2 separate regions of the Homo sapiens genome follow, and region 1 is linked to region 2. Evidence: read pairs that join two places in POLR2A ChIA-PET (ENCODE). Cell type or tissue: K562. All regions are shown on one strand. Each heading gives the region's core, and the rest is flanking DNA. Links, peaks and the distances in the headings are about the cores only. Region 1 overlaps CNKSR3 (CNKSR family member 3). Region 2 has its middle 49 kb from the start of CNKSR3.

Region 1 (5,382 bases), core at 150-5,149, 79 kb before region 2:
GTGCTGGGATTACAGAAGTGAGCCACGGTGTCTGGCTGCTTCTCTGTAATTTCTAGTAGTTTCAAAATGTCACTGATGGAATGACATTGATACTAGCTATTGGTAATTAACTAGGCCAGCAAAGCTTGGGCCCACCCAAGGTAGCCTGAAGAGCAGGACTGCTAATGGACTCCCAATCAATGTGCATGGAGGCTCTCCCTAAATACTTGTCATCAGCTCTCCTGCCATCCACACTGCTCTTCAAACACCCAAATGCACTCATGTGACTCCCCTGATTTAGACCTTCAGTGATCCTCCCATCATTCACTACAAAGATGAGTCCAAATCCCCTAACATCACTCACCGCCAGGCACCAGGGGAGCCATCACAGAAGAACGTCCTGCTCTGCTGGGGCTTCCGTCCTTATGACGGAAGAGAGGCAGCGAACACACAAACCCAGAACAGGGCAGGCGGTAAGTGCTTGGAAGAAGGCTAAGGCAGGCACCGGGGCTGCAGAATGGCACTTATCCAAGAAGTCCTCTCAAGAAAGGTGAGTACAGCCTGAATGACATGACCATATGACAAGCAAAGGCCTCCCAAAGCTGGCCCGAGGCCTGCTGGCCAAGCTCCTCCTCCGCCCGTCCTCCTCTTGCAACCTGCACTCCAGCCTCGGGAGCTGGGATTCCTTCTCCTAACACACCTCGCTGCTTCCACACTCCATGCATTTGCATTTGCTCTTCTTCTGCCTACAGCATCACCCACACACCTATCTGGTCTGGCCAACTCCTCCTGATCCTCCAAGGCTCCCCAGAAGCTTCTCCTCCTTTTTGAGGCCTTCTCTGGACACCAACCACGCACCAGCTTCCTCACCAGCAAGATTCATCACTTCTCCCTTCTGCCCCTCTGGACTGCACCGTGTTTATTCATGTGTCTGACGCCTGAGCAAAGTGGAGTTCCTTAAAGTCCCGGAGCTGTGACACTCATCTCCATAGCAGCAGCCCCAGGTCCTTCAAGACAGCCGTGCCTCTAGGGCCTCTGTTAATAAAGGAATGAAATGCACATCCTCTTTTTACAATGCCATCTTTGAAAAGGTCTGCCCATGAAGAAAGCACAAACAAATGCCTTTTTATTTAAAACTCCCTTTGTAAAAATCACTCTCCTTTTTTCCTGAAACCTGCATCTTTTAAAAGTCCTTTTGGGTTCTTCCCCCTGTAAAACTATCTTGACACCTAGCCATGTATCACGGCACATGAAGCAGCTACAACACTGCAGTTGGAAAAACATTATGCTGTGAAGGAAGAAACTCTATCTGCCAAGACACTTAAAGGCTTGCTACAGATATCATGAGAATGCCATGCTGGCCACAATGAAAGCAGCTTGGACACTCCTTTACAGCCTGTGATCATTTTCACAAACATTTCCTAAATTCTACATAGTAAAACTTTCTTTCCAAGGAGGACAAATTGTTTAAAAAGGGGGAGGAACATATTCTTTTCTGGTTTTGTTTTTCTGTAGTTAAACTCTGAGCTTTAAAAACACAGCCTATACCCCCCCATCCTTAGAACACCCAAACAGAAAGTCATTTGGAAGTAAAAAGGAAAAAAGTGGCCAGGACTCAAGACAAATGGCTCCCAATAAAGGAGATGGATTCAGAGAAAAAAAAAAAAAATATTCTTTCAGTGCAGATTCCACTACTGTTACTTGAGTTTCCATTCTGTTTTCAATGTGAGGCAAATAAAATTGTAGAAGTGAGAGCCTCCCATGTCGGTGGAAGGGAGTTGGATTCAGAATCAGGTTCTAACTGCAGAAACACAGGCCAGATCTCATAAAGACCAGCCCAAGCCACGCTGACAGCTGGCCCTCCTCAAGCCTAAACTAGAGCTCCAAAACTGAAGACCCCCTAAAAATAACAAAGAAAGAGCATTCAGCTGCTCCATCCAAACTCAAGCACAAAAGAAAGCGGGGGTAAAAATCGTTTCCATATTTCACATAAACACAGATCTCACTGCGACAGCTAGGAATGCATGAGTCAACCAAGGACTGACAATAATTACTGCACACATCGAGGCCCCCCACTACAATTCAAGACGAGAATGTGCAACACAGAACGAAAATTATGGACGTCTCTATTGGGAAATGTTTGTGCTTACATATTTCAAGATGGCTCTTTTAAAAAAAATAAAGTGTCCTTTTACGTGAGCTTTTAACTTTTTTGTTGTTGTTGTTCCAGAGAAAGCACCTGGAAGAGACTTTAAAATTTAAAACTTGTCCCAGAGTCACGTGAGATTTTATTCTTGCAACTTACTGTAACTGTACACTGTGAGTTTCTCCCAGCCCCCAGACTCCCTCACACGGTGGTTAAGATTAGTTCTGCCCCTGAACAGACTGGGGGTTTAACTGCACTGCAGTGGCCCTTGTGGGGCAGGAACAGAGGCAAATAAATCACAGAATGGCTGTAATTCCAGAAGAACAATTTTGGGGGAAGTAAACTTTCTCGTTGTTGGCTGTCAGGAACGGAAAGTTATCTATGGTGTACAGTGTTGAGAACCAGGCACCAGATGTCTGGTGCTGGGGCCGTCTCATTTCATGAAAAGGAATGTTTTCTTTTAAATGTCTAAATAACAAGTACCATTTCCTGAGCCCTTCTGTATTCCACAACATAAGCTGGGCACTCTCTCCTGCTGTTTCATTAATGCTCATAACAGCCATGTGATGTATTATTATGCCCACTTTGCAGATGTGAAAGCAAGCTCCGAAGGGCTAAATGCTCAAGGTCATACTACCATTGAGTGCTAGAGTGAGGATTCAACACGGGTTATTTTACTTTGCCCCAGACTGGCTCTGCTTTCCCCCTACAGCAGGTGGGGCACCTGTTCTGGTGTGTGTGACTTCCGCAGGCAGGCAGGTAAAGCCTTTGAGAGCGGCGGAGTCTCATGAGCAGGATGGATACAGGAAAACAAAGCTGTCTCCCTGGCTCATTCTCCATGCGATTAAATTAGTCAATGCTTACTACATGGATGAATGCAGAATTTAAATCTAGTGTCTGAAGAGCCTTTATTAACCATCATGTGAGCGTGTCCCTGGTTGCCCACTATCAAAGAAGTGACACTACTGAACTATAAACATCAATTTTACATCCAACAGAAGATATACCACGTTCTTGACCTCCTTATAATCCCATAAAGCCCAGTTTCCTTGAAAGCCAGATTAAAACAGTTCACTGAGCATGTGCCACCATATCTCGCAATTACTATTTCTTTTAAAGCCAGGCATGATCCCATATCTTTAAGAAATTTATTTGATAGCAGTCTTATGCTTATTTATTTGATAGCAGTCTTATGCTTATTTGATAGCAGTCAGTTCTAATTTATTTGATAGCAGTCTTATGCATATTTGATATTTATTTGGCTTATTTATTTATGCTTATTTGATATTTATTTGATAGCAGTCTTATGCTTATTTGATATTTACTTATTTATGCTTATTTGATATTTATTTTATTTGATAGCAGTCTTATGCTTATTCGATATTTATTTATTTTGCTTATGTATTTGCTTATTTATTTGTGCTTGTTTGATATTTATCTATTTTATTTATAGCAGTCTTATGCTTATTTGATAGCAGTCAGTTCTAATTTATTTGATAGCAGTCTTACGCATATTTGATATTTATTTGGCTTATTTATTTATGCTTATTTGATATTTATTTGATAGCAGTCTTATGCTTATTTGATATTTATTTACTTATTTATGCTTATTTGATATTTATTTTATTTGATAGCAGTCTTATGCTTATTTGATATTTATTTATTTTGCTTATGTATTTGCTTATTTATTTGTGCTTGTTTGATATTTATCTATTTTATTTATAGCAGTCTTATGCTTATTTGATAGCAGTCAGCTCTAACACAGTTTCTAAGTCACTGAGCATGAAAGTCCATCTCTCCTCGAGAAGTTCCCTCTTTTAGGTAGCAACTGGCAGTGTGAAATAGAAGAGACCTGATGCCTTCAAGAGTAGATGAGGAACACAGGCACATGCTGCCCTGTCTCCCTGAGAATGACATCATCCTTTTATGCTGTATGATTTTATGCATGTCTGTGTTTTGTTCTTTTTAAAGGAGACCTGATGACCAGGTTCTGGTCATCTTCAGAGCACTGAAAAAAATGAGTGACAGCAGGTGGCTGTCACATTATCAGGCCAAGAAGGCATCTTCCTCTTTTTCTAAATAACGTGAGCCAAGGTAATAATGACAGCATTCCAAGAACATCTTCTACTCCCGGGACAACTGCCACTGTACTTCAGGGAGTAACCAAAACACCAAGTCCCATCAGTGGGTTTGCTGGGGTGGCAAGCTCTAATGCACAGTACAGTTCTACCAATCTGTCATCAAGTGCCTTCCAATGACATCATCAGCCCATGAATGTAACAGAACAATTATCTGCCCCGTGACCCCTTCCAAAGAGTTCCCCCTTATTAATTCTGTGTCCTACTTCTCGGCACTAAAATTCAAAGAAGTTACCTTGCCCTTTGGGTCAACCTTACCAACTTCTCTCAAATAGGCTTTGTAAAATTATGAAACAAACTTCGGAGAAAGATACAAGTCCCACATTCTCCCTATGCCTAAGGGATCTCAGAGATTGTTTATCAGGCCACCTCGCACTTTAATATAAGCCTGGCCTTAAAAGAAGACTAAATGTTTGTTTTAAGCAGAACTGGTGCCACAGTAATAAACTTTCAGGGCAGGAGATCAGTTCTCCCTTGTTAGACTGACCCAAGATATTTTGCCAGGTGCAAGCCAGCCTGCCACAAAACATCCTAAATCCACCATCCAGTCCCAAAGTGGGTGGGCCATGACACCTTTCTGTTCCTAAGAGGCACTTAGATTTTTAGATTATTTTTTAGATTAATAAAGTTAATTAAGTTTGATTGCATAAGCCCTACTTCTAAAAATTTGAGGTTTATCTAAATATAGTGATGCAGAGAAATCGTTAAGACAGTATTCAATGTAAAAAGGAACAGATTCAAACTGTGCAGAAATCCATTTACAAAAAGACAATGATTATGTGCAAATAAGAATAAACATGTATGCAAATGTCTAGGAAGGGTTCCAGAAGGTGCTGACCCCCAACTCTGGGAAAGGAGAAGGGTATAGCATAAAGGGGACTATCTTTTCCAACCTATCTAGAGTTCTGTTGTTTAAATATTCTTTTACAAGAAAGTATTTCTGTATTATTTGACAAATAAAAATGAAATCTACAGGCAACGGAAAGATAATGGGGGGAAGGGTGAATATATGAAAGTAAATCACATTCCATAGCTCTTGAATGTTTAATCAGAGATGATTTTCCACTAATATTCCTGTGATGACCGATTTGCTCCATGAGGATGCATTTCTGCCTGCCA
Region 2 (5,382 bases), core at 148-5,147:
AGACCATCCTGGCTAACATGGTGAAACCCCATCTCTACTAAAAATACAAGAAATCAGCCGGGCGCGGTGGCGGGTGCCTGTAGTCCCAGCTACTCGGGAGGCTGAGGCAGGAGAATGGCGTGAACCCGGGAGGCGGAGCTTGCAATGAACCGAGGTCGCGCCACTGCACTCCAGCCTGGGTGAAAGAGCGAGACTCTGTCTCAAAAAAAAAAAAAAAAAAAAAAAAAAAAAGAACTTTTAGGACCCCTGGAAGAAAATGTCCATAGGCCAGCATGCTGAATTTGTGGCTGAGATGGGTTTACTATTTCTCTAGTCATTGCAGTTTTCTTCAATGATAAATATTATTAATGAAAACAGGCATTTTAGAAGCTTAAAGGTGAATAAGAAAAGCAAGCTGCAGAAGTCTTCATACAATAAGAAACCTTTTTTGTTAAAGTTTCTATCAGGCAGGTTAGGTACAGTAGCTCACATATGTAATATCAGCACTCTGGGAAGCCAGGGCAGGAAGATCACTTGAGGCCAGGAGTTCAAGACCAGCCTGGACAGTATAGTAGGACCTCCATCTCTACAAAAAAAAATTTAAAAATTAGCCAGGCATGGTGGCATGTGCCTGTAGTCCCAGCTACTCAAGATGCTGAGGCAGGAGGATCCCTTGGGCCCAGGAGTTAGAGGCTGCAATGAGCTATGATGGCACCACTGCACTCCAGCCTGGGTGACAGTAACATGTCTCTCAAAAAAAAAAAAAAAAAGAAAGAAAGAAAGAAAAGGGATCTGCCATTTGCAATAATCTGGTTGAACCTAGAGTAGGAAGATGATTACCAGGTGTTTGGAAGGAGTGAGCTATGGGGAAATGTAGGTCAAAGAGTCAAATGGTAGGCCGAGTGCAGTGGCTCACGCCTGTAATCTCAGCACTTTGGGAAGCCAAGGTGGGTGGATCACCTGAGGTCAGGAGTTCAAGACCAGCCTGGGCAACATGGTGAAACCCCAACTCTACTAAAAATACAAAAATTAGCCAGGCGTGGTGGTGCACACCTGTAATCCCAGCTACTCGGGAGCCTGAGGCAGGAGAATCACTTGAACCCGGGAGGTGAAGGTTGCAGCCAGCCAAGATCATGCCACTGCACTCCAGCCTGGGCAACAAACAGATCGAGACTCTGTCTAAAAAAAAAAAAAAAAGTACAAAGGGTCAAAGGGGTGAATAAATCAGGAAAGCTAATTAATGTGCAACATGAGTACTATAGCTAATATACTAGAAACTTGCTAAGAGAATAGATTTGAGGCACTCTTATCACAAGAGAGAGAGAGAAAGGGAGGAGGAAGGAAAGGGAGGAAAGAAAGGCAGGTAGCTATGCAAGGTGAGGGATTTACTTGGCTGTAGTAATAACTTCACTATATTCATGAATATCAAAACATCAAGGCCGGGCGCAGTAGTTCACACCTGTAATCCCAGCACTCTGGGAGGCTGAGGCGGGCAGATCGCCTGAGGTCAGGAGTTCGAGACCAGCCTGGTCAACATGATAAAACCCCGTCTTTACTAAAAATACAAAAATTAGCTGGGTGTGGTGATGCATGCGCCTGTAATCTCAGCTACCTGGGAGGCTGAGGCAGAAGAATTGCTTGAACCAAGAGGCAGAGGTTGCAGTGAGCCGAGATTGCGCCACTGCATTCCAGGCTAGGCGACAGAGCAAGACTCCATCTCAAAAACAACAACAAAATCATGTTGTACACATTACATATGTAAAATACAATAAAATAAAAAGTGTTTTGCCAAAAAAAAGAAAGAGAGAGAAAAGAGGTCTGGGTGTTGGGAGGGTGCTTACCAACGCACAGGCCCATGGCGCCACTGGAGGAGCATGTCCCAAGACTGACCGTGGTTCATAAGCTTTTCCTTGTCACTCTCTTGCTTCTCTCAGGACAGAACCCTGACTACACCTGGTGTGGCCAGTCGGGCTGTCCTAAAAAGCTCCGTCATCCAGCATTCTCCAGTGGGCACCTGGGGAGGCCAAGAGTGTCTTTGAATTCACCCAAGCTCTGTCTGTTTTCCTACCCTTGGGGTCTAGCTGCTACTGGGTAAGCAACTGCTGAGGAAGAAAAGGCATAAAGAAAAGGCATTTTGAAATATCAGGACATGAATAAAGCCAAAAGTCATGCTCAGTTCAATATTCACCACAGCCAAACTGCCGCCGAGTACTAGGGAAGCATTTAAGAAGAGCAGTTTTGTCCTTTTGTGATCTCCTTAAATGGTAGCTTTACTGCATTGACATTTGTATTTATTTTTTCCTTCATGACCTAACTCCCACTCACTGCCCTCCCCGGGCTTATCTCCTGCCACCAACTCCAGACACACTGAACTGCTGGAATTCTCCAAAGACGCCCTCTCCTCTCCCTGTCCTGACCCCATGGGCAACACCTACTTACTCAGTAAGACTCAGCTCCAAAGAAACATCCCCAGAAAGCTTTTCCTAACCATTAACCACCAAGCCACGTTAGACACCCCTGCTATGTCCTTCTTCAGTGTGCTGTGCCCAACATCTCAGCCACATGAAATTGCCTGCTTTTCTGCCTTCACCAGGAGGCTTTTTGACAAGAAGCCCTTTAAAGGCAGAGACTGACCCTCATTCATTCACCAGCACAGTGTCTGCAATGCGCTAAGTGGTCAAGAGCAACTGCTTTCATGAATGATTAAATGAACTTCTTTCCTCTGAGCAGTGGTTTGCAGATGAGGAGTACAGCATGCACATGTGTGTGCGTGTGTGGGTTTGGGTTTGGCTAGAACAGTGACAAGCACCTGCAGTCTGTGGATTACAGACCACCCATCGCACTCATGTTGAAAACAGTCTCAAAACGTTTTGGCCAAAAGAAAGATGTATTGGTTCCCATCACACTAGAGAAGAAAGTGCTGAAGGGTGAGTCTGGTCTCACAAATGACGAAAACAAGAGATTCCAACACAATGTATTTTCTCTCTCTCTCTCTCTCTCTCTCTCTCTCTCTCTCTTCCTCCCTCTCCATCTCTCTTTCCATCTCTTATTTCTGCTCTGGATGAGACAGATGGGCTTTCCCCAAATGTGGAGAGAAACAGCCAACAGAAGCACTGAGCTCATGCCTTCCTGACTTCACATAAAAAGTCATCTTGTCTTGATCCTAATTTTGTCCTTTAGAAGGCTTGGGTCCTTCTGGCTTGGGTCACATGCCCCCTCACCCCCCGGCCCCCACTGCATTTATTGTGCTGAGCACTTAGTAGGCCACTCAGTAGGAAAATTCATATCCTTTAATTCAGCAAAAGTCATATCGTTTGTCTTGGGTTTTTTGGGGTTTTGTTTTGTTTTTGTTTTTGTTTTGAGAGGGAGTCTCCCTCTGTTGCCCAAGCTGGATTGCAATGGCATGATCTCGGCTCACTGCAACCTCCACCTCCTGGGTTCCACCCATCCTCCTGCCTCAGCCCCCAAGTAGCTGGGACTACAGGTGTGCGCCACCGCACCTGGCTAATTTTTGTATTTTTAGTAGCGATTGGGTTTCTCCATGTTGGCCAAGCTGGTTTCAAACTCCTGACTTCAGCCTCCCAAAGTGCTGGGATTACATATGTGAGTCACCCTGCCCAGCCTGTCTTGGTTTTTTGATCGTTAAATAATCTCCCTCTCCTCTTGCTTTCTCTGTTTTCTCACTCTGATATAATTACTGATGGATCTTCTAATTTGCTTATCTTGTTTGCTGCTACTCCTGTCTCAGTGTCCTCTTCTGCTTTGGGGAAGATTTTTTTCAACGTCACCCTTCATATTTAGTTTTACGGTTGTGCCATCTTTGTTTCAATATCCAGGAGGCTCTTTCTTGTTCTCTGAATATTAATTTTTTTATCACCCTCATTCTTACATGCATCTTGACTCTCACCTTTTCTGAGGATATTAACTAATAGCAAGTAGTTTGTTTTCGACATTTTCTTCTGTTTCCTTCAAGTTACTCTTATTTGGGCTCTGCATTTCATCTTAGAGGCTTGGCCTCTGATGCTTAGTGATCCCTGGCTATTCATATTTAGACATAAAACACTAAATGTTTCTTGTAAGTTCTCAGTGCTGGTGGGCTTCAAAATAGGGTGACCGTGAGCGTTAATTTTATGTGTCAACATGACTGGACTACAGGATACACAGACATTTGATCAAACATTGTTCTTAGTGTTTTTGGATGAGTTTAATGTTTAAATCCATAAACTGAGTAAAGCAAATTGCCCCCTCTGGAATGTGATGGGCCTTATCCAATCTCAGGCCTGAATAGAAAAAAAGACCGACCCTCCTGCAAGTAAGAGAGAACGCCTCCTGCCTGAGAAGGGGTTCAGAACAGGGACATTGTTTTAATTTTTTCCTGCCTTCAGACTCAAACTGAAATATTGGCTCTTCCTCGGTCCCCAGCCTGCCAGTTTTGGACTGGAACTATACCATTTGCTCTCCTGGTTCTCAAGCCTTCAGACTCAGACTGGAGTTAAATTGTCGGCTCTGCTGGATCTCCAGCTTGCTAAATGCAGATCTTAGGACTTGTCAGCCTCCATAACTTCATGAGCCAATTCCTTATAGCAAATATCTTTTTATAGATACATCCTTTTTTTTTTTTTTGGTTTTATTTCTCTGGAGAACCGAGGATAATACAGATTTTGGTGCCAAGCGTGCTTCTAGAGGAACAATGTTTTAAGGTCGAGTTTTCTAAATGATTTCTGGGATATTTGCAATTTTCTCTAATTAGATTTAAAGATGCTCATGACTCTATTTCCAGCAGTAAAGAGTGCACTGATAGCCCACGGCATGCTCTGGCAATAGAGATATACAAAATATTACCATTGGCTACTTCTAATCAGCCACTTACAAGAAGCAAGGCTGTATGTGACTGTATATGTGATACTTTAGAACATTTTTGTCAAAATAATGAATATTGTGAGATTGGTGGATGGCTCTTAATGTGGCTAGACAAACTGGTGGGTGGGGTAGAATGAGTCCAGGGATTCAAGTTCGCAGCTCATACACCACATAAATGACCTAAGAGCTTCTCTGTATGCTGTGAAAGAGACCCTTATCTCCTATAGCAGAACCGAGATTGCTGAAAATCAAACCCAGAATCTCAACCTGCAACTCACTGGATTATGACACAAATTGAACTCCCAGCATCACAAGGTGTCCACTGTTAAAGTGAGGACACTGATGGAGAAGGCATGAATCCTGCAATTTGGAATGGGGACATGAGGGAAGACATTGAATGGGGACATTGAGCCCCTAAATTCTGATGAGTCTTCTCTGAAGTCTTCTTTGAGTGGAAACAGCCTCTCTACCCCAGTGAAAGCAGCAGCTTCCATACCCCTGTCTGAGAGAATTAATCCTGTGTGGCCTGAGGAAACTGTAATG

The links. ChIA-PET counts read pairs that join two places held together with the same protein. Peaks named below come from ENCODE experiments on the same cell type or tissue, not always from the same donor. Only the 100,000 strongest peaks of a DNase experiment are listed, where the experiment ranks them.
Region 1: POLR2A ChIA-PET joins it to region 2 with 5 read pairs; 2 of 35 experiments call an interaction of 5 or more read pairs at or near these places.

The regions. Positions count from the first base shown.
Region 1 is chr6:154,477,584-154,482,965 of GRCh38, forward strand. The region is part of intron 1 of CNKSR3 (CNKSR family member 3); the gene reads right to left. Among named protein-coding and RNA genes, the nearest start is that of CNKSR3, 30 kb to the right of the region's middle. In K562, for the core only: no CTCF peak of the experiment used is centred there; DNase peaks (open chromatin) are centred at 2,054 and 2,348.
Region 2 is chr6:154,556,857-154,562,238 of GRCh38, forward strand. No RefSeq gene overlaps it. Among named protein-coding and RNA genes, the nearest start is that of CNKSR3, 49 kb to the left of the region's middle. In K562, for the core only: no CTCF peak of the experiment used is centred there; a DNase peak (open chromatin) is centred at 2,355.